2 separate regions of the Homo sapiens genome follow, and region 1 is linked to region 2. A link is an interaction called in ENCODE POLR2A ChIA-PET data of the cell type or tissue named here. Cell type or tissue: MCF 10A. All regions are shown on one strand. Links, peaks and the distances in the headings refer to the core of each region. The heading gives the core; the rest is flanking DNA.

Region 1 (11,199 bases), core at 2,054-10,053, 130 kb after region 2:
TTCGGGGTGCTCCCTTAGGGAATCTTTCGGTCCCATCTCAGAGACCCCAGAAGGGAAGTGTATTAGTGCGTTTTCACGCTGCTGATAAAGACATACCCGAGATTGGGTAATTTATAAAGATAAAAAGATTTAATGCACTCAGAGTTCCACGTGGCTGGGGAGGCCTCACAATCAAGCCAGAAGGGGAAAGGCACGTCTTACATGGCAGCAGGCAAGAGAGGAAAATCAGAGCCAAGGAAAAAGGGAAACCCCATATAAAACAATCAGCTCTCCTGAGACGTACTCACTACCACCAGAGCAGCATGGGGGAAACAGCCTTCTTGATTCAATTATCTCCCACTAGGTCCCTCCCACAATATGTGGGAATCATGGGAGCTAAAATTCAAATTTGGGTGCGGACCAGTATTACCCTCACACACGTGAAGTCTCTCGGACTAGTCTTCCGTCCTTACTTTGGTGGGCCCTGGAAATTACCAAGCTCGTAATTACACCTCAGAACACACACGGAGGAAACTGAAATTTCAGAAAATGTGATTAGTTTTGGAGGCTGTCAAACTGACTCTCTTTCTAAAGTAGCCTCTAAAAAGCATAAAGGCTACGAGGAATGGTAAACCCTAAGAGCAATGTAAAGTCAATGAGGTCAGGTTCTTGAGCTCTGAGTAATAAATCGGGAACTAAAGCTTAAAAGGTTATATATATGAATGAAAAGAATTACTTCTTCATATAGTAGTTGATAAACCTCTGGAATTTGATGCTAAAACCTACGTTGCATTAAACTAGGATGAAAAAGTTTAAATGTGTTTGGGAAATAACGCCCATAATGAATCCTGATGAGAAAACAGAATTTTTGAAAATGGACCTTCAATCACTTTGTTTGAGGGAACTTAAGCTCACATAATTCCTTAGTACCACTAGGAGAAATAGAATATTACAGTAGGCAGTCTGACCCTCAGCATATGTAATCCATAACGTTATGTTAGAAGTCATGCAGCACTAAAAACATTTATAAAAAATCACAACTTCATTTTTGTATATTGTAGTGTTGTTCAGAAGTTTATGTAGTTTTGCATAATTGAAATAATTTTCATACAACTATATATTTTGCTTTTCCTTTCTATACTCTAAACGTTTCTTATGTTTTTACAGTCTTAATAATTTTTAAGTATAGCATAGTATTTCCCTTAGGTAGTCAGTATCAGACTACACTCAACATCAGATTCCCAAAACTGAAGTTAAGGTAATTGCCACTGAGAAGAAAATATAAAAGAATAGAGTATAAAGGATAAGATTGACCATCCATAAAAATTAACCAGCCAAGAGGACTGGCTGTTTTATCCCCAGCATATGTCACAGTTCTATACTCTCCCAGGGTACAGATAACAGTGTACAGTGTCCCAACCAAGGCCTAACCTGAGCTGACCTGTCTCTCTCACCTAATTCAATAAGATGTAAACATTCACATCAGCCATCTTCAAACTGAGCTCTGTATCCCTCATGGGATTGTTAAGGGATAGACGGACACTTAGTTTAAAGGCTACCAATTTCTGCTGTGGCTCACACCTGTAATCCCAGAACTTTCGGAGGCTGAGACAGGCAGATTGCTTGAACCCAAGAGGTCGAGACCAGCCTGGACAACATGGTGAAATCCCAACTCCACACACACGCACACACACATGCACGCACACGCACACACACACAAAAAATTAGTCAGGCATGGCATGCAGGAGGCTGAGGTGGCAGGATCACCTGAGCTGAGCTGGGGAGATCAAGGCTATAGTGAGCCATGATCACACCACTGTGCTGCAGCCTGGGCCACAGAAGGAAACTCTGTCAAAAAAAAAAAAAAAAAAAGGCTACCAGTTTCTGAATCTTCAATTTACACCTACGTTCTTTCCTAAAATTGATCTGCTGGTAAAGGAATATGGTCAAGGTGTCTCATTTCCCAACTCTTTCACAATAGCTGTATGTTTCCCAATTTGTAAAAGGAAAGACATTTGAGAATCTTACAGGCATTGCTCTGGGTTATAAAAGGCTCAGCAATCTTTGCCAATTCTTTATAAATTTAAAACACTGATCTATATTAGAAAGTGTATACTTCTAATGACTGGGTAACAAATTCTTTTGCAAGTCAGATGATTTCCAAATAATTGCTTTGAAAAAAGTATGACCTAAAGATCACTGATATCGATTAGAAGGAGTTCAAAGAATTAAGTGACATTGATATAATGACAAAACTCCTTATAGACCCAACTACTATTTTTTTTTTTTTTAGACAGGGTCTTTCTCTGTTGCCCAGGCTGGAGTACAGTGGCACAATCTCAGCTCACTGTAGCCTCGACCTCCTGGGCTCAAGTGATCCTCCCATCTCAGCCTCCCAAGTAGCTGGGACAATAGGCATGCACTACTACACCTGGCAATTTTTTTTTTTTTTTTTTGTAAAGACAGCATTTCACCATGTTGCCCAGGCAAGTGTTGAACTCCTGAGCTCAAGCAATCCACCTGCCTCCCCCTCCCAAAGTGCTGGGACTACACGTGTGTGCCACTACACCCAGCCTCCATCTACTTATTAATGTGAAAACATTTTCTCAGAATTTATAAAAATGAAAAATTGAGAAAACATTGAATCTGAACTTTGTCTCATTCTAGTAAGAAGTAGTATTTAACAATAAATGTGTGCACTTAATTGTAAAACATCACATTTAATAATCAAAAAATTTATATTTTGTATTGTTTTGAATACTTGAAAATTACTAATAAATACAATGATGCCTCAATCTGGAAGAAAATGAGCACCTAGGGTCTTTAGTTATAAGAAACTTAAATTTCAACTTATATGTATTTCTTTATATGTGTGTGTGTGTGTGTGTATATATATATATATATATATATATATATATATGTATATTTTTTTTTTGTGACAGAGTTTTCCCTGTTGTCACCCAGGCTAGAGTGCAATGGCACGATCACGGCTCACTGCAACCTCTGCCTCCCAGGTTCAAGCAATTATCCCTGCCTCAGCCTCCTGAGTAGCTGGGATTACAGGTGCCTGCCACCACGCCCAGTTAATTTTTGTATTTTTTAGTAGAGACGGGGTTTCGCCATGTTGGCCAGGCTGGTCTTGAACTCCTGACCTCAGGTGATCCACCCACCTTGGTCTCCCAAAATGCTGGGATAACAGGCATGAGCCACTGTGCCTGGCTTTTATATGTATTTTCATTGCAGAGAAATATAATAGAGTGATTCATAAAACACATTCAGCTAGGCATAGTGGCTCACGCCTGTAATCCCAGCATTTTGGGAGGCCCAGGCAGGAGGATTGCTTGAGCCCAGAAGTTCAAGACCAGGCTGGGCAACAGAGTGAGACCCTGTCTCTACAAAAAACTTAAAAATTAGCCAAGCATGGAAGTACATGCTTGCAGTCCCAGCTACTCCAGAGGCTGAGGTGGGAGGATCACTTGAGCCTGGGAGGTTGAGGCTTCAGTGAGCTGTGATTGCACCACTGCAGTCTAGCCTAGGTAACAGAGCGAGATACTGTCTCAAAAACAAAAACAAAAAACATATTCAAACATAAAAGTACATTAATTAGGATATATTCCTGAGGAATGGGATGTGGAATGGAATTATAAATGCGAAGAGAAAATAAATTATGTAAAAATATCCTATAGGTAAATAATAATTTGTTCATATATTTTTTTAAATGGTTCATAGTAAGCATAACTGCTATGATATTTAGATTTCGTTGGATTCATTTAAAAGCATGTTTTATTTAAAAATGTTAATTTTTACATTTTGCGGAAAATTGCAACCTTTGCGAATACTTAAACTTATGATGAAAAATTTTAGGTGACAATTGAAAAATATGTAGGAGGGTAGATAGCATCTCATGTGCATGAGTAAAAATGTTTGAAGACTTAATTGAAATGTTTGGAGACTTATTCACAACCCCCTATTGGAAGTCATTTCCATTTCTAAAGAACATTTGTTCTTCCAATCTTTGATTTTTTTTTTCTTAAATAGAAAATCAACTAAATTTCCTTTTATATAGATTTTACATTGTGTTTCTAAATGCCCACCTCTTTTCTACCTTCCATCAATGGGAGGGACAACTTTTTTGTTTGGTTTGGTTGGTTTGCTTTGGATTGGTTTGGTTATTAAGACTTTGATGTCTGGTTAAATCAGCAATTACTGTCTTCCTGAAAGCCACAGAATGCTACTGGGGCATAACAGGAAGACTCATTTTTAAGGGGTCTGTAGGGGGAGCCAAAGACTGGAAAAGGGGAAAGGGACCAGAGACAGCCTCTGAATTACCCATTCAGGTAAGTACCCAGAGATGACAGACAAAAAGGGGAACCACTTCCGGGAGCCAAGGTGAATATTCAGGCTTCCCCGACGGGGGAGCAAAGTGTTACTTGCATCCAGAGCATTTCCCTAGGCCCAAGGCTTTATAATGTAAGCCCAGAGGAGACATTACCCCTTACCTGAAAGGCTGATGGGGAGGAGGAATTGGATCAGCAAAAAGGGGACACCCTAATTATAGAACAATGAACATTTTCAGGCCTATAAGTTGTTTTCTTCTTCTCACATATTGCCTTGGGATAAATTTCCAAGAGTTGGATTACAGAATGTCTTTTTGGCTTTTCATATACATTGTTATACTATTTCCTAGAAGACTTAGACCAATCTGTCACCACCAGCAAGGCACTATTGACTTCACCAAACATTGAACCCACTTGATATTATATTTTTTGAAAATTCTTACTGGTTTTGTATGTGTTAAATGATACCGCCAAGTTTCCCAAATTTACCTGGCTACCCTTGGGATTTTTTTGGTCTGTGCAATATCCTTGAATTAGTAGAACATTCCTTCTATAGTATTCCTTCTGGGGATTGTCAAACATTTAATTCCTGCCAGTCTATATTTAAACCAGAAACCTCAGTGAAACAGTTTGCTTGCACGGTTTTGGTATACTTTGGTAACTTGTTCTAATTTGAGAAATGGCCAGGATGAATTTTTTTTAAATCTCTAGTTTTTGGTAACTAACTGGGCATAGTTCTATTTAGAAAAGTATGAAAAGAATCTACTTTCATGAATTTAAAAGTTACACAAAAATAGCATAGCAAGGTGTACGCTTCTTGTGCTATTTAGAAATGTCTTTCTCATATAAGTCCGCTTTATTAACACTGATAATTTGCTCAAGGTGAGATATTTTAATTGTCATAAATTCATTCACCACCTTAAAAATTATTGAATCCTGGAATCCCAGCACTTTGGGAGGTCTAGGCTGTCAGACTGCTTGAGCTCAGGAGTTCAAGACCAGTCTGGGCAACATAGCAAAACTCCATTTCTACAAAAAATACAAAAATTAGGCAGGCATGGTGATGCACACCTGTAGTCCCAGCTACTCAGGAGGGTGAGGTGAGAGGATGGCTTGAGTCTGGGAAGCGGAGGTTGCAGTGAGCTGAGATTGCGCCACTGCACTCCAGCCTGAGTGACAGAGCCAGACCCTGTCTAAAAACAAAACAAAACAACAACAAAAAAAACCCCAATAAAACAAAGTTATGGAATCCTATTATGTACTATGTTAGATACTGGATGAATATGACATAATCTCTACTTTTGAGGAATTGATGGTCTGTAGGAGAAATGTAGCTATAAACAGATGAAAACAAAATATGTGTATAAACAACAGTGAGAGCCCAAAGAACAGAGCTGCTAACTCTGCTTGAGCAAATCTGGGAAGGAGGTGAAGGTTAAATGGAATTTTAAAGGATTAGTAGGAGGAAGCCTAGCCAAAAGTCAGCAGGAGGGGGGTGGGAGGGGGCACCATCCAGAATGCTGGAGCTGAGAGAACACGTGAGATGTTCCCTTCTTTCTTCCTGCTTCCCCCGTGCCAGGGAGAGAGTGGTGCCCTAAGCTACCCTCTGAACGACCAAAAATCCCTACTCCCCTCACTCAAAGTGTATCCTAATATTAACACACCATTTCCTATTCCTACAGCTCAACCAGCTTTCATATTTTCTTCATGCAGCTTCTCTCTTGCAGGTTTTAGGAGGAGTGAGACCCCACTTAAGGTTATTTACTTAAAGCAAGAATACTTCCTTGGGGTACTAGCATTTTAAAAAGGAAACTTGTGAACCCAAATTAATTTTAAAATTGTAGAAATATGCACGCAAGAATTCTTTTAGCAGGGAGATTTCCAGGTTCCCTTTGGGTAGTTTGGTCTTATCTTTACTTCTCTGAATGAAGCAAGATAAGGAGGCAGCAACTCAGTCACCAAATTCTGTTAATTTTCTCTTGGCCCAGTCTCCCTCTATAGTATGGGGTTATCATTTCACTTATCACATTATTACAAGCTAGAAATCTTATGTCATTATAAAAGTATCCATTTATTTCCTTTGTTGTCTTATTTCCTGAAGTTGTCAGGGCCCTAACTCTAGCTCTCTAGCCACACCCTAAGTGACGAACTCTGGTCCTGAGTTCCCCATCACCACCCAGACTGATGTCAGATGGGGCCAGGTTCTTCTCAGTTTTCAACACATGCGACCCCACCCAAAGTCACTGGATCCACGCTTTATTAGAGAGGGATGAGTCAGATCTCTACTAACCCAGTAGTCTATCTAAGTCTCCACACAGAACAAGGACTCCCTATCGTCTCCCATACCTGGGTCAAGGGCACTCCCACCTCCTCTCCCAGGCCTGGGGAGAGTGCCTCAGACTCCACTGCAATGCCCCTGTTGACCAGGACTAGACACTCGAATGATCTTCTGGTGCTTTCCTCTTTCAGAACTCACAAAACAAACTTTGATTTTACAGCCTCACTCTCTAGGTGTCTTCACATCCTGGCACCAGTTCCCAACTATATCAAAGCTGCCTTCTCACACACACACCAACACCATCCCCACACAAGAGCTCCCAGCCACCTCCTCAGATGCTTAGCTCGAAGGCCCTCTTCCCCCTATTTGAATAGGAACAAATCACTATGGATGATTCTCTCTCTCTCCCAAGGTGATTACTCCAAACTCCAGAGCTGCTTCAACACCCCCCCAAGTGCTCTCTGGTCTAGGAACCTCATGCCATTCATCCTCCCAGTGGAATTTACTATGTTCTAGTGTGGAATTCTGTGAGGATCAGCTCCACCTCATTTCCTATCCCCCTGACTTTCTGGGCGTCTAGTGACTGTGTCCACTGACTCTGTGCCTCCCACTCCATCTTTAGGTCCTTCCTACACAGGCACAGGGTGTTCCACTGCTGCCATTCTCTGAAGAGGCCAGTGCCTCAGAAAGAAAGGTCACTTTCCCCAGCCCCAATCCCACCTGTTTTTGGCTTCTTTCTCCTGCTGCCAATTGGCAGTTCCAATATGTCTTGTCCATATCCCAGCCCTGAACTCAGTCATGACGGTAGGGACCTTCACTTTGACTCTTTCTTGTTGGAGCCAGCCATGAACCCATCTTCAAACTCCCAATACTTATGATTGGAAACCCCCTGGCCAGTTGTTGCCTGGATTGTAACTGGGGCTACTGTATCTCTTAATAATGACTCCCATTTGGCTCTTCCACTGGCATTATTCTCTGCACCTAGGTTAGTTCTTCAAAGCCTGTCCCATTGTAGTGGGTAGGTCTCATGCCAAGTCTTGGCCTCTCTTCCTGCCACATGTGGCCATACATACAATCAAATCTTGAGTTACAACTGCTAGTCAGAGGGGATAAGCCCCTTAGTGTATGTTCTGTGAGTTCAGTGCTATTGTGGAGCATGCCTGAGGACCCATCTGAAGACTTTCATTAGTGGTAGGTCTGTGCTACCTAAGGTTCTCCCCATGAGAAGCATAGATCAGATCCTCAGAAGCAGGCTGGCAGATGTGTCCTTGACACTGAGTACTGCTGTATGTTTATCCTCTTTAAGCTCAGTACAGTCAATCAGTTTTCCATGATTTATTTTATTTTGGCTAAGTCAGTTTACTGTTATTTATTTTAACTAATAAGTAAGTGTTTTCCCATGTGCTTCAGACAAGCTTCAATTCCTTAGTCAGAGGCACCCAGTCCAAGGATACCTAAAACAGCCCTCACCTTCCAAGTCCTTATTGAAAGTAACCCTCTGATTAGCCATTTGTGGAGGGCAGGCATATTTCTTTCATCTATTCATTCAGTCAGTCGCTTATTCTTTCAACACGTATTTATTGCTGACTGTGTGCATTGCGCAGTGCTGAGTGAGCCTGGAAATACAGCATGCATGAGCAAGATTGTGTCATCTATGCCCTCCTAGAAAATCCAAAGAACCTCCTCTGGGCTGGGGTGTGGTGGAGAGGAAGGCTTTCTAGAGGCAGTAATGATTGAGCAAATGCCTGAAGAATAGGTAGGTGTTTTCGCAGGTGAAAGTTGCAGGCAGAGAGAAATGCTTACAAGCATTAATTCTAGATAAGAAGAGAAAGGTTGGCTGCTGAAGAACTAAAAGAAATCTCACATGGCTTTAAAATAACCCACAACAGGGGATCAGTGAAAAATGGAGAGTTTTGAAGGAGGCAGACTGGGGAGAATCTTAGGAAGTCATGTGAAATAATTTGAACTTGATGCTATGGCCATAAAACTTCCTTCAGGTGGAACCCAAACCTGGGCACAGGGGGCAAGGCTGGGCCCAGCTTCTGCTAACCTGGAGGGCGCCAAGTCAAAGTCAGCATCTGGTTGTCCTGAGAACAAGCTGGACATGATGTGGAAAACTGTCCAGCTAAGTCCCTCACTCCTCAGGCAAAGGGACCCCAGAATCTCACAGTGTCCCTTACCTGGATCTCTACCTGGATCTCACGGTATGCCTTCTGGATCACTGAGTAAAAGAAGTAATTTGCTCATGTTCCACCTCCACCTTAAAAACAAAAACAACAAAACAAAAAACAGAACACTCCTAAATTCTAATTCAGTGCGTCTATTCAGTAGGTTCTGGGGCTAGAATCCCTTATTTTCCCTGCCCAGAAGAGTCCTGCCTATTAGGGCTCTACTTTATCCAACTTAAGAATAAACAATAATGCCTACAGTTGTTTGTTTTGATAAAATCACCAGCTTGGGTCCCTCAGTTACAATCGCATACAGGCCCCACTCATGGTTCCTGGGGTAACATAAAGTTGCTATGCCCTGAATGAGAGGCCAAGGTGGGCAGATTCCTTGAGCTCAGGAGTTCAAGACCAGCTTGGACAACATGACGAGACCCCGTCTCTACAAAAAATACAAAATTAGCTGGGCGTGGTGGTGTGCACCTGTAGTCCCAGCAACTTGAGAGGCTGAGGTGGGAGCCTGGGAGGTGGAGGTTGCAGTGGCCCGTGACCACACCACTGCAGTCCAGCCTGTGTGATACAGCCAGACCCTGTTTAAAAAAAAAAAAAAAAAAGGAAGAAAAGAAAAGAAAAGAAAATGTCAGTTGTGTTGGAAAAGAAAATGTTTTGAGCAGTACCCTAGTTCTGTGGCTAGAGAGAGGAGAAAGAGCAATGTAATTTCCAGAAACCTTTTCTGGAGGACTAGATTAATGGAAGTGTGGATTCACCCAAGCTGTTGTTGGCTCTTAAGTTGGTTTTGTTTTGTTATCATTGTTATTGTTGTTCTTGGAGTAGCTTATAAGGTTTGAAGGATTTAGGGGAGAAGTCAAAGGCCTTGCTTCGGTGAAAAATTATGTGACCCTTACCTTCATCTGAGAATATTAGGCTGAGAGCTACAGTCTCCCCAGTTGATCCTTTGCTCTGTCTACAACCTGTTCATCTCTATTTATGTCTTGGGAGGCAAAATGGTGAAAACTGTGCTTTTTACATCTTCCACAGGCTGACAGCAATCTCACACTCAACCTTGTACCTATCATCAGCAGGACACTGACAGTGATGATAATGATGCTAAACAACCACCAATATTGACATTATTTTTAAGAACCCATTGTTTTCCAGGTCCTATACCTTATTTTACATTCCTAGCTACTGTAAGAAATATGTATTTTTAAACTGTTTGTAGAGGAAAACTGCTAGGATATACATGCAAGGTTTCTGTTGGCCCGTTTCAAAGAAAAATGTGTACACGTGGACTCAGGGTGGGGGTGGGCCCTGCCAATTTCCCAGCCTCTGTAGCTCCCTTGTTATAACTGGATGCCACATATTGCCCTGCCTACTTCCTCCACTCCCCATAGCTGCCATTGTGCCCTTTACTTCCTCTCTTAGGATCCTTGTGATGCTTTATCTATTTCCTTTATACAACTGGAAGGCCCAGGAGGGCAGGGGCCATGTTTGGATGTTCAATTCTGAGTCACCATAATTCAGCAGAGTGTGTGGCACACAGGTTGTCCTCAGTGAATATTTGCATAGTGAAAATGAATGAGTGGATGTGGAGACTCAGTCCACCTCTGTTCAGGCACAAGCTGGACTTTGAATAGGAAGATTCAGCCTTTCCCCTAGTTTCCAGGCCAAACTAGATACAGGGAGACAGGTTCAAATGTCTTTAGCGCACTCATCAGGCCAGCACCTCTAGAACAGCAGGACCCCCAACCTCGAGGAAGGAATGTATGAGCTGAGATCTGAATGTGGAATACCTTGTGCAAAGACCTAAAGAAGAAAGGGGCATGGCAATTCAGAGCTAGCAATGACAGCTCTTGTGCTGACCATGGGTTTCCAAATTGTTTCTTAGTTTCCTTTGTTGCTAATTAGTATTATAGTTTGCTGCTAATAATAGCAGTGAGCATTTATTTAGTGTTTCTGTGTGAAAGAGGCTGTGCAAAAAAGGTTTAGCATTGCTACGTTAATTTTTATAACAGACATTGTAAGTACTTCTATACAGATGGAGAAACCAAGGGTTAGAGAAGTTGAGTAACTTAAACAAATTCACATGGCTAGTAAATGGCAGGGTGGAATTTGTCTGACTTTAGACAGTCTGGGCCAGAATGTAGGTACTACGTTGCCTCCCCAGTATATTTCCTCAGTAATGGGTCTACTGTCTCCAATTTGCCATTCTCCATACCCCCTCAGTCCCTAGGTCCTGGGGCTGAGCTGCTGTGTATAGTTGTCTCCCTGAAGGACTCCCATCTATTTGGGACCTGGCCTGCAGCTTATAGCTTGCAGGACCACATCCCCATCACTGGAGAAACACCAGCAAGAATGGGCCCCACCACCTTGGTCTTGTTTTCTATCCTGAGCAGTTTCCTCTAACTTGCTTCCAACCTGCTTTCTTCTCCCATTCCTG
Region 2 (11,199 bases), core at 1,181-9,180:
ACAACAGTCAAATGGAGCCTCGCTGAGGCTTTGGATGAAAGGTCACACTCTCCCTCCCAATGCACTCAATGAATTGCTATTGTGTTTGGAGTGCCCTGCCCACTGTCACCACCTATTTTAAACAGCACATGACTCTGACTCACAGAAAAGAGCAAAGAACTGCATGAAGGCTGTATAACATGCTGCACACCCACTCCCTTGGGCAAGGGCCCAAAAACACTCAGGCCTCTGAGTGTCTTAGGTGAGAACCCTTTCCTCCTCTGGCATCTCTGAACAGATCCAATGAGTGAGGTTACCGAGGTTTTGCAACAAACAAGCAAACATTTGAAAATATCTCCCAAACATACAAGTTGACAACTTAAACAAGAATGTGGGGCAAAAAAAAAAAAAGTCGTCATTTATAGCTTGATGCCTTCTATGATATAGTTAGCTATGCCCAGATGCTGTGGGTGGGAAGAAGCCTGAAAGACTCCCCATCAACAGGGGTTCTGAGGCTGCCAAAGACGGCCTCATTAAAGGGGCCAGTGGCTCCAGGTGATATCGTGGAACACAGTCCAGTTCTTTTCTCCACTGGATCTTTTCTTTACTAGGTTAATTCTCAGAGGTTGTTTTTGTGAGAGCCCCTTTAGCAGCAAGGTGTGAAATCCACTCAAATTAGCTTACGTAAATTGTCTATTGTGTGGGGACAGCAGAGAGAAGGGAGAAAGCTTACTGTAGGTATAAAAAAGTCTTTGGGGAAACTTAGAATTGCTAAAGAGCTAGACCTTAGTAGGGGCTAGAACTGGGACCCCTCAGAAGCCCTCTACATCCTTCACTTTAGGCAGGGTTCACTGACCCCACTGCCTATAGGGCTCACACATGTGAAATAGTGGGGTCTAAAAAGGAAACTTGCTTATACCACTCAGCCTCTGGGCCTGGGGAGCTGTAGAGAGAGGTGGGGAATCTGGCCACTGAAATAAAACAAAATTCTCTGTTCACTGAGTCTCCTGTGAGTTTGCTGAAAGTTGCTCATCTATTCTGAGCAGCAGGTGAGTCTGGGGCAGGCCCCTTGGTCCTCTGTATGGACACTTATGCGAGCATGTGTGTGATCTTGAAATGTATGTTCTAAAAGTCTGAAAAGTCTCAAATGCACCTCAAGTCTGGCCTCTCTGGTTCAGCATGTTCATTCTTAAGATAACCACAATTTCCATGCAGTTTGCTCTGGAAGGCCCACCTAGTTTTAAATGTGAAATACTTTAGTTTTTAAGTGTTGGCAATCATTTAAATTTCAAACCTCACAGGCCAAACAAAACATGTCGTGTATCAGTTATGTCCTGTGGGTGGCTGGTTTGTGGTGACTGGTACCTCATCATACACAGTCCACACATCTGTTTCTTTATGGTCCTCAACCAAATTGGCAAGTTCTATATGTCTCTAAGCTCAGAATTCCTGGAGAGTAATTTATTTGGTCTCTGGCTTGGTTAGGGCCCATTCCCGGTTCAATCACATGGTACACAGAACTGCCATTGTTAGAAGTTGTAGGTGAGGAGTGGGTGTGGTAGATAAACTGACTGAAAGTCTGCTATCATTGTTGGATGTTTCCAGATTTGTTTCCTCTTTGGATCATGTTCTTGAACTCAGAAGGAGCAGAGGATTTATCTGGTTTGAAATTTCTGAAACTTTCTAAGTCAAATGAATCAGCAGTCATCAGCTGCCCCATGAAAATGTCCCAGAATGCATAGGTAGAGGTGGCATCATACTCCAACAGGGACTAAGACTGGCTCCTTCTCCACCAATTACATCTCAGTTTTTGAGAAAATTGATGAAGATGGGCCATGACCTGAGCTTTTCTTGTTGCCAGGATGCCTCTTCTCTTTTTCTTCACATTTCCAAACTATGCCTCTCTTCCTTACGAATGTTTGTTTCGAAATAGGTCTGTGTCTGATGACCTTTCCTGTAGGAAGAGTTCCAGAATATTCTCTCCCCAGTAAGAAAAAGAATTGGCAATTGGCAGTTTCTGAAATGAGCTTATTGTCTTCACACAGTTCTCATTTTCAGAAAAGCGGGAAGGACTGGCAATGCTGCACATTCTCTGTGCCTGCTTGGTCTGCTCACATCATTTGCATTCTGATCCAGCATTTTCCACTTCATTTTCAAAGCCTCTGTAGACTCCACTCTTCATCTGTGTAGTATAAAAGATAGCATTTCTCAACTTCACAAAGATTTCTTTTCAAACATTCTATTTCTGGAAGGTAGAACCAGTGTTCTTTGCTGCTTTTTCTACCCACCCACAGCAGGGTACAGAGTCACCCTATCTGACATGGGGCAGAACACCTGAGTGTGGGTCCAGTTCTCCGTTTATTGGCTGCTCTGCAAGCATCAGTGTATTCATTAGTAAAAACATAGGAAATAATGGGACAAAAAATAAATTAGACTGATTCTTTTAGGTTTGGAGGGGGAATTATAAAGCCTTTGGGAAAACTTATGAATTACTCTACCTCCTAGGGGAATTCCTAGACCAGGAATTCATCCATGCCTGGGACTGGAACACATATATATGGTTTTGGAGAAAACCCCAAGAGCATATACATGTGCTCCAGTCCCCATCTGTTTTTAACCCAAATACTTCGGATAACCCCAAGAAACTCGAAGACTCTGGAGTAAGTCCCAAAGCCTTGGGCTGTGGTCTGGGAGCCTCTAATCTCCAACATTTCAGAGAAGAATCAATCATATACTGTGTAGTATATTGATAGTTCCTCTTTTTCTTTTCATTTATTGCTTGAAAATAATTGAAGCCTAGAAGTCTACCCTGGTGTGGTGGACATTTGATTTTCTGCCAACCATCTCCCTGACCCTGATAACCACATACTAATTTACCCTTAAACTCCTCCCCTTCTCCCCCACTCATCTGAAGTGACTCTGGCTCCAGGCTTGGGTATTGGATCTGGGCTTGGAAAATCAAAGGGGCAGTGATTGGTTCAGAGCTGGGAAAGTGCCCCAAGCTGGGCCATGAAAATCAGCCCTGAGATTGTTGGTGCCTTACTCTGGGGTTGCTAAGCTTATAGATGGAACTCTTGGTGATCATCTTTACCACTTGTAGGGAATACCTGCCTGTGAATGAAACTAACACAGAGGAAAGCAGGAGTGAGCGGGAAAGAGACAATGATTGTGTCCTTCATGCACTCACTGTCTAAAGACCTGGATGAAATTGTGCCTGAAACCACCCACTGAACTTTCCAGTTACAAGGATCAATAAATTCTGATTTTTCTTTGAGCCAGTTTGAGTTGGGCATGTATTTCATAACCAAAATTGTCAAGACTAATATAGCTGGTCTAGTGAGAAATTAATAGATCCCATTTGTCTAGCAACAAATCCATAGATCCATATATACCTCCCTTCATCTCTTAGACTTCATCAACTCACATTAATCTATGTGGGAATCCACCCCTGAATCAACCCTGGAACTTGCCACTTCTTAGCTATGAGCTTTCTTGATTATCCTACAATAATCCTTTCTGTAGGACCATGGGGTTGCCAAGATTCAGATTTTATCACTGAAGCAAACAGCCAGCAACTAAGGTTACTTCCCATAGAAATAACTGTCCTAAAATGAAAGCACCAAGTAAGTTTCTCCTTTGAGCTTCACAAGGCCTTGAGAGCCTTCGGAACAAATGTCACCTCTCCTGCCATCTGCCTTATGGCTCAGGCTACCCTGCTGCTATCTTCCCACTGTGTTTCCATCCCACTCCCTTAAGCCGAGCTCTCATGCTCCAGGAAAGAATCAAAATAAACCTTTGCCTTCATATGGAGTATGAGTAAATAAACTCCTGGACATATGCCAAATCCTGTCAGAGCACGTGTGTCCTCGTTCACCTGCAAGAAACAAACAACCTGGCTAAAACCACTCGGAGGCCATTGAGTGTTCCTGGACTCTATGTTCAGGGAGACTATCAATATCAACCCTAGAGCTGGCACAAAGAATCCCTAGCTGGATCAGCCATCCCTGAAGAGATCTTTCCTGTATTCTCATCTCCCCTGAATTTCTGCATGGATCCTGGGAAGATTAGATCCTTGAATATTCAGTAAAATTATACATTTATGAGGCGGGGAAGGGGAAAGGAATGGGAGTGAGAGAGATGGAGAGGAAAGGGAGAGGTGGACAGGGAAGGGGAGGCTGAAGGGGAGCCACTAATACCTTTACTATACCATTTAAATTAGTACAGACTAGAAATTAGACTGCACCTTAAATACAGGATAGTAATATTAAAGAAAATTTAATGAGTGCAAACTTTTCATGCTATTAATTTATGCTTAGGTTGAAAAAAAAAAGAAGCATTGTTTACAGGGTTTGCTTTTACAAATAATACTTTCTTGCATGTATAACTACAAAATTAAGTCCTGACTCTGGGATTATTGAGTCAATAACTCTATACACTTTAACTTTTGATAGATAACACCAAATAGATGGTGTTTTATTCACAATAAATAATCAGTTATGTGTATCCAATAGCATTAAGTCCATCTGCATATAATTAAAAACCTAAAGTAACTGTGGCTTAACCACATAAAGGTTTATTCTTGTTTGATAAAATAAGCCCAGAGGTAGGCAGTTCCAAGTCACCAGAGTCCTCAGAAGGAGCACTAGGCTCCTCCTATCTTTCTGCTTGGCCACATGAGGTATGTGGGTTTCATCCTCAAGACCACCTCATGGTCCAGCATGCTTACTGGAACTCTATACCTCATGTTTGTATTCCAGGCATAAGGAAAAAGTGAAGGGAGAAGAAAAGAAGGACATACCACTCAGATGAGTCAGTTCCCTCTAAGGAGCCTTCCAGGAAGCCCCAGCTAACATTTCTGCTCACACTACATGGCCACACCTCATAAGGGAGGCTGGGAGATGTAGTCTTTATTTTGGGTAACAATGAAGCTTGCAAAACAAAGTTCAGCTACTAAGAAAGAAAAAGAGAAGGGAGGCAATTTTCCTCTCTGACAACATCATTACTCATCTTGGTTAATTCCAAAATGCTTCTTTTTTTTCCATTTTTTAACAGAAAGAGCTGAATATATACATTTAAAATAAACAAAAAAAGCTCTTCTACAACTCCCACCTTCTTGTAGCTGTTTCATCTATTATGTGCACATTTGGATGTCTTCATCCTAGTGCAATAGGAAAGTTACTCTACTTCAGCAGAACAGACCATGTAGCTCTGAAAGAAGTTTCTGGCACATGGCACTAGCAGTTGTCAACACAAATAAAGCCCCGGCTCCATGTATAAGGAGCTCAAGAACTCATCATGAAGCCTTAACAAATATCAACTCAAAGCCAATATTGTTTGCACTAGCCCCTTCCTACTCCCCAATATTTTTAAAGCAAACTCCAGTCATATAATTTCATTTGTAAGTATCTCAGCACATACCTCTAAAAGGACTCAAAAAAACCCACAATACTCTTATCACATGTAAAGTAATAATAATTTCTTAATGCAAAAAGTCACTGATCAATTTTCCAAGTCTCAAACTTTTTAACAATTTGCTTGAATCAAGGATCCAAATGATATTCCTGTGTTGCAAGTGGTAGCTATATTTAAGTCTCCTTTAACTTTTGGTTTCTCTTCTATCTCTTGTTTTCTTTTTTTTTTTTTTTTTTTACATATAGATATATTTTAATCTGTTTATAAAGTAGATATCTTTAACTGAATTGTACATGATCACTTTCCTTCCCTTTACACTAATATAGTTTCAGTACAGACGTTCATGCGTTCAGAACTGAAACTCTTAGAAAAGATGAGATAGAGAAAGGCCACTCACCCTTCACAGCTATAAAGAATCACTAATGCCTGGCTCCTACCATGAACTTAGAGAGGGCCCCTCATTAACCACGAACCAACAGAATCATAACCATAGAGAAGATTGTCCCCTCTCTTTTATGCATCATAAGTCCATCTCCTGCATTACAAGAACACTGGGCAAGCTGTTGAGGTGACTTCTTAAGACATAAAGGAAATAATTTAAAGATTCATTACATGCAAATCCTTTTTTCACTTCAGCTTCTTAAAGCAGACATGTGCATAACTACCTTTGTAATGTTGCTTTTTTTTTTTTTTCTTTTTTTTTTTTTTTTTCTTTTTTAATTATTATTATTATTATACTTTAAGTTTTAGGGTACATGTGCACATTGTGCAGGTTAGTTACATATGTATACATGTGCCATGCTGGTGCGCTGCACCCACTAACGTGTCATCTAGCATTAGGTATATCTCCCAATGCTATCCCTCCCCACTCCCCCGACCCCACCACAGTCCCCAGAGTGTGATATTCCCCTTCCTGTGTCCATGTGATCTCATTGTTCAATTCCCACCTATGAGTGAGAATATGTGGTGTTTGGTTTTTTGTTCTTGCGATAGTTTACTGAGAATGATGGTTTCCAATTTCATCCATGTCCCTACAAAGGACATGAACTCATCATTTTTTATGGCTGCATAGTATTCCATGGTGTATATGTGCCACATTTTCTTAATCCAGTCTATCATTGTTGGACATTTGGGTTGGTTCCAAGTCTTTGCTATTGTGAATAATGCCGCAACTACCATCAGAGTGAACAGGCAACCTACAACATGGGAGAAAATTTTCGCAACCTACTCATCTGACAAAGGGCTAATATCCAGAATCTACAATGAACTCAAACAAATTTACAAGAAAAAAACAAACAACCCCATCAAAAAGTGGGCGAAGGACATGAACAGACACTTCTCAAAAGAAGACATTTATACAGCCAAAAAACACATGAAAAAATGCTCATCATCACTGGCCATCAGAGAAATGCAAATCAAAACCACTATGAGATATCATCTCACACCAGTTAGAATGGCAATCATTAAAAAGTCAGGAAACAACAGGTGCTGGAGAGGATGTGGAGAAATAGGAACACTTTTACACTGTTGGTGGGACTGTAAACTAGTTCAACCATTGTGGAAGTCAGTGTGGCGATTCCTCAGGGATCTAGAACTATCTCTTGTTTTCTTACAATTAAAAACATTATTAAGGAAAATTTAAAACACAGACAGAAGCCTGTAGGCATTTGAATTTTGCAATCAATTGTCTAACTGGCACTCAACTCTGCTCCCTTTAATGCATCTCCAAACTCCTCCCCTCAACTCCTTGTCTGGGTCACCATCATCTCTTCTAGACCACTATAATGGCCTCCTAACAGGCATTCCAGGCACACTCCAACCTCTATCTGGCACAAATCTGGCCTTTCACCCCTCTGCTTAAATAGAAAGAGTAAAATTAATAAAGCCATTGACAAAGAACTCATGATATTTATTTTCTTGTGTTGTTCAAAAACTTGCCTCTGAAGGAAGTTTCCAAATGTGACTTCAGCAAACAACCTATGCTCACCTGAATACACATCAGATATCGAATACTACATTAAAATATTTGGGTGATAGAAACCCCTACCTGTTGCACAAACGGGGTCGATTGATCTGGGCCCTGGTGCATGCATTCTCTTTGCTAATGTTGGGGCTTCAGGAAATATCCAGGGTGTTTTCACAGTATAGCTTCCTGGTTCACATTCTGTATCCCTCCTGTTGTATGACAGCTCTTTCCTGATCTGGTTCCTGTCTTCTGGGTTTGACTCTACTCACATATCGGAGTGTCTCTGCTTTCAACATGCCTTTTGCTTGCTGGTTTTTACCTCCTGTTCCGAGATCCCAGCTTGTCTCTCCCCTTCCCAGGTTTGGACCTACCCCTTTTCAGAACTGTCATTTCTAACAGACTTCACTTACCCATTCTGCCAAAACATATACACACACAACCATCGCCACCACCAAAGACATACGTGTTCAGATCATTTTTCCTTAATTAGCTATATTGAATTATCACCATACCTCCTACTGTGTTCTGTCCTGAAGGAATTAATGGCCTAGGGAAGCAATAATACAGATCAGTATATACACAATAGCGGTGCCCCTTCTCTCACATGAATTTGAAAACAATGTCCAGCCTGGCTTGGAGATCTGGGATTTGGATTAATAGAGATTCCCCAGGGTGATGAGTCATCAGAATTTACTGTACTTACTAAGGTATAGTGTGTATTCAAATGTAAGTTTAGGTTGGTGGCAAAGACTTAATCATCAAGTCTTGTTTAATCAGGTATTGGATAAATTATACTTTTAAAATCCTAGGTTTGAATCTGTACAGCAGCCAAAGAAGGGTGACAACAGGGGAAATAGTTACTTTTCCAGTTTGTTTATTCTATTTTCTTCCCCTACCCTGATCCCGAATGTTCTTAAATTATCTGTGCAAAATAGCCTGCCAAAATAATTTTCTCCCTAGGAGTCTCTATCTCTGCTTCCCTCAGTGGCGTAAATGAGTGTCTTCCCAGTGGCTACTCTTCAGCTGAACTTTCTGCCTTCCAGAAATAGAGCTTGGCTCTAGCTTGCTAATCCTGTGTCCTGTGAAATACCGCAGCAGGGAGGGGCAGGCTACTGTGCCCGGGTATTATATAAGACTCTACACACCAGGAGCAGCGCCCAACAGACGCCAGACTGCCCCAGGCAGGGCCCTCACAGTGGTCCCAGAGCCTTCCCACCCTGTCAGCACTGGGACATGCCAGCTATTGGCCACACAGGGTGGGTCATTTAATATCCTGTTTGTTATTTTTACTACAGTGCTGGCTACTATTTTACTTGGAAATCTGAGGAAATGTATCCTTCCACCTGCTAAGTCCAGATTAGGAAAATAAGTAGCCTTTGAAAGAATAAAGGTCTTTATATGGCTGGGGAATTGGAACTGAAACCCAGTTCTCTCTCAGACTGTCAGGAGCAGCGCTTAAAAGGTTGCATGCACCCTGGGCCACACAAATGTCAATTATTTAGCCACAGAATCTTTGCGCTAGAGAGGACCTTAGTAAGAGAGATTATCCAGTGCTACCTTCTCATAGCTCTAGTTAAAGAATGTTGAGATAAGTGCCTAACAGACATTTCTACCTCCCCAGTGAATGCTGGATAGTGCTCACGTCCTCCTCCCCATGAGCACCCACAAGGACGGAGAAGGAGGGGCTAGAACAGCTGAACACACAGCCCGCACTCCATTTCAGACAAAGGCTTAAGAGGAAGACTCTGGAAGTAACAGCAACACGCAGATATGGGTGTAATCTGTAGTTCTGCTTCTTCTTTCTACTCCTAGCTTCCATTTCCATGGGAAATAAGGGGAGGTGATCCTATGGATAACATAAAAAATGCCATTTCTGGTTAATGTAGATGTAGTTGAAAAGGTAGATGATCTGACAAAATATTTTCCTCAAATGAATCCATTCATCTCCATCATTTGATTAATTTATTCATGTTATTATCTCTGATATGTTAAAATGTCAAGAAGGAAAAGGTCATTTGCACACACATGCAGTCTCCCTGTCACAATTTGAGCTGCCAGACCTCACCAAAGGAAACTAATCACAGTTCCTTTCTCTTGCAGGCACAGATGGCAGCTCTGGCGGCAAGGTGCTCTACAAGGCCTGGCAATAAGGAAGGGTCCAGTTACTCGCATCCAGTGGTCTAGAGCATGTTTGATTAGGCAACTTTTAGCAGTCGTCCTCAGCTGTGCATATTAAAATGGCTCCTTAATTCATGTATAATATCTAGGTATGTAGAATTAAGACATCCTTTTGAATACCATATTTCAGAAACAACTCTTCTTTGGCATATAAAATTTATGGAACAAAATGACAAACAGGGCTGGAATCAGCGGTATGTAGGTAAATGTTTAACAACTGGCTCTGCAAGAAAACAAAGCTCTGATTTGTAGTGTTTGCCATTTTCCATGGTGTAAATACTCCCATCTTGGCAAAGTTCAAGTTACCAACCAAAACTCATTGAATTGGATTTGGGAAGAGATGCACACAATTGGCTCTTGTGGGAAGGTATGTGGCAGTGCCAGCCAGCATCAGCACACTGCTAGCTAAAAGAGCCAACAACAAATCATTTCCTGTGCCTTCTAGGACGTCTTACTTTTCCTAAACAAGTACAGAATGGCTCCAAAAGGAAAATAACACTTCACCTCACTAAAGGAGCTACAGCTGTTTTTATTTTTATTTTATTTATTCTAGTCAAATAAAAGGAGCAAGTCAGGCACTTCTGGGCAACACTGTTGCATCCTGGTCTCTTCACTGCACAGGACTGATTTGATTTCTACTTTGGGATTCTGCTAAAGTCCGGATAACTTTGGGGTGACTTGATAAGAATCTGTGGACCCAAGAGAAGCAGAACAGCATAATGATTGAGTATAGAATTTAGATTCCAAACAAAGTTCCAAGTCAATTTTATCTAGAGAATACAATAAGCAGTTCAAGTAAGATCCACGGCCTCTCTAAACTGGAGTAAATTCATAATATAACAAATTCATAGTGCAGATGTGAAGGTTAAATAAGAAATGTATATAAAGCATTTAGCTCAGCATCTGGCACAGAGTGCTCCATAAACAGTAACTATGATGATGATTATTCCTATTACCTAGCCTGGTTTTTATTTCAGCATTGTCCCTACCTCACTTGTCTATTAAGTCCTGTCCTATAAGTGATCAAGGCATCTGCTTCTACTGCAGACTGCCAGGGCTCGTCTTCTGTCTCATGAGGCAAGAGAATTCTAAGGTGAGACATCAGCTATGTAGTCCATAGGTAGCTATTTTCTGTTGGGAAGAAACATGGCAACAGAATTATCAGCAGTAAGGCCTAGCTCTCAACAACAAACAGAGGGTCTTTAGAAGCGGGAGCGTCAGTGAGGAGTGGGGATGTGGACATATTAGGCTCTGAACTTCTAACACCCTAGCCTGAACTTGGTTGTTAGGCAGCAGCTCTTCCCCTGCATCCACTGGTTCTCTCATGGATCCCAACCTCACCTCCCTTCATAGCTCTGCCTAGACTCTCCCCTCTCCACTCCTGTGCTGAAATTCCCCAGCCCCTGCTTCCTCCCTAGACCCACCCTGCACAGGAGCAGAAACAACTTCCAAAGCTAATTGCAATCCTTCTGTTTATGAATCATTTTATGGTTTTCAAACTCTTTTGCTTCCATATATGTTTTGACCTTATCAAAACCACTAAGCAACGCAGGGCTGACTTTATTACCTTCTTTTCATATATATATATATATATATATATATATATATATATATATATACACACACACACATACATACACACACACACACACACACACACACAG

What was found. ChIA-PET counts read pairs that join two places held together with the same protein. Peaks named below come from ENCODE experiments on the same cell type or tissue, not always from the same donor. Only the 100,000 strongest peaks of a DNase experiment are listed, where the experiment ranks them.
Region 1: POLR2A ChIA-PET joins it to region 2 with 5 read pairs; 5 of 35 experiments call an interaction of 5 or more read pairs at or near these places.

The regions. Positions count from the first base shown.
Region 1 is chr5:115,545,072-115,556,270 of GRCh38, forward strand. No RefSeq gene overlaps it. Among named protein-coding and RNA genes, the nearest start is that of FEM1C, 5.9 kb to the left of the region's middle. RefSeq lists an enhancer at 1-19. In MCF 10A, for the core only: no CTCF peak of the experiment used is centred there; no DNase peak of the experiment used is centred there.
Region 2 is chr5:115,415,208-115,426,406 of GRCh38, forward strand. No RefSeq gene overlaps it. Among named protein-coding and RNA genes, the nearest start is that of FEM1C, 120 kb to the right of the region's middle. RefSeq lists an enhancer at 1-129. In MCF 10A, for the core only: no CTCF peak of the experiment used is centred there; DNase peaks (open chromatin) are centred at 4,834 and 8,034.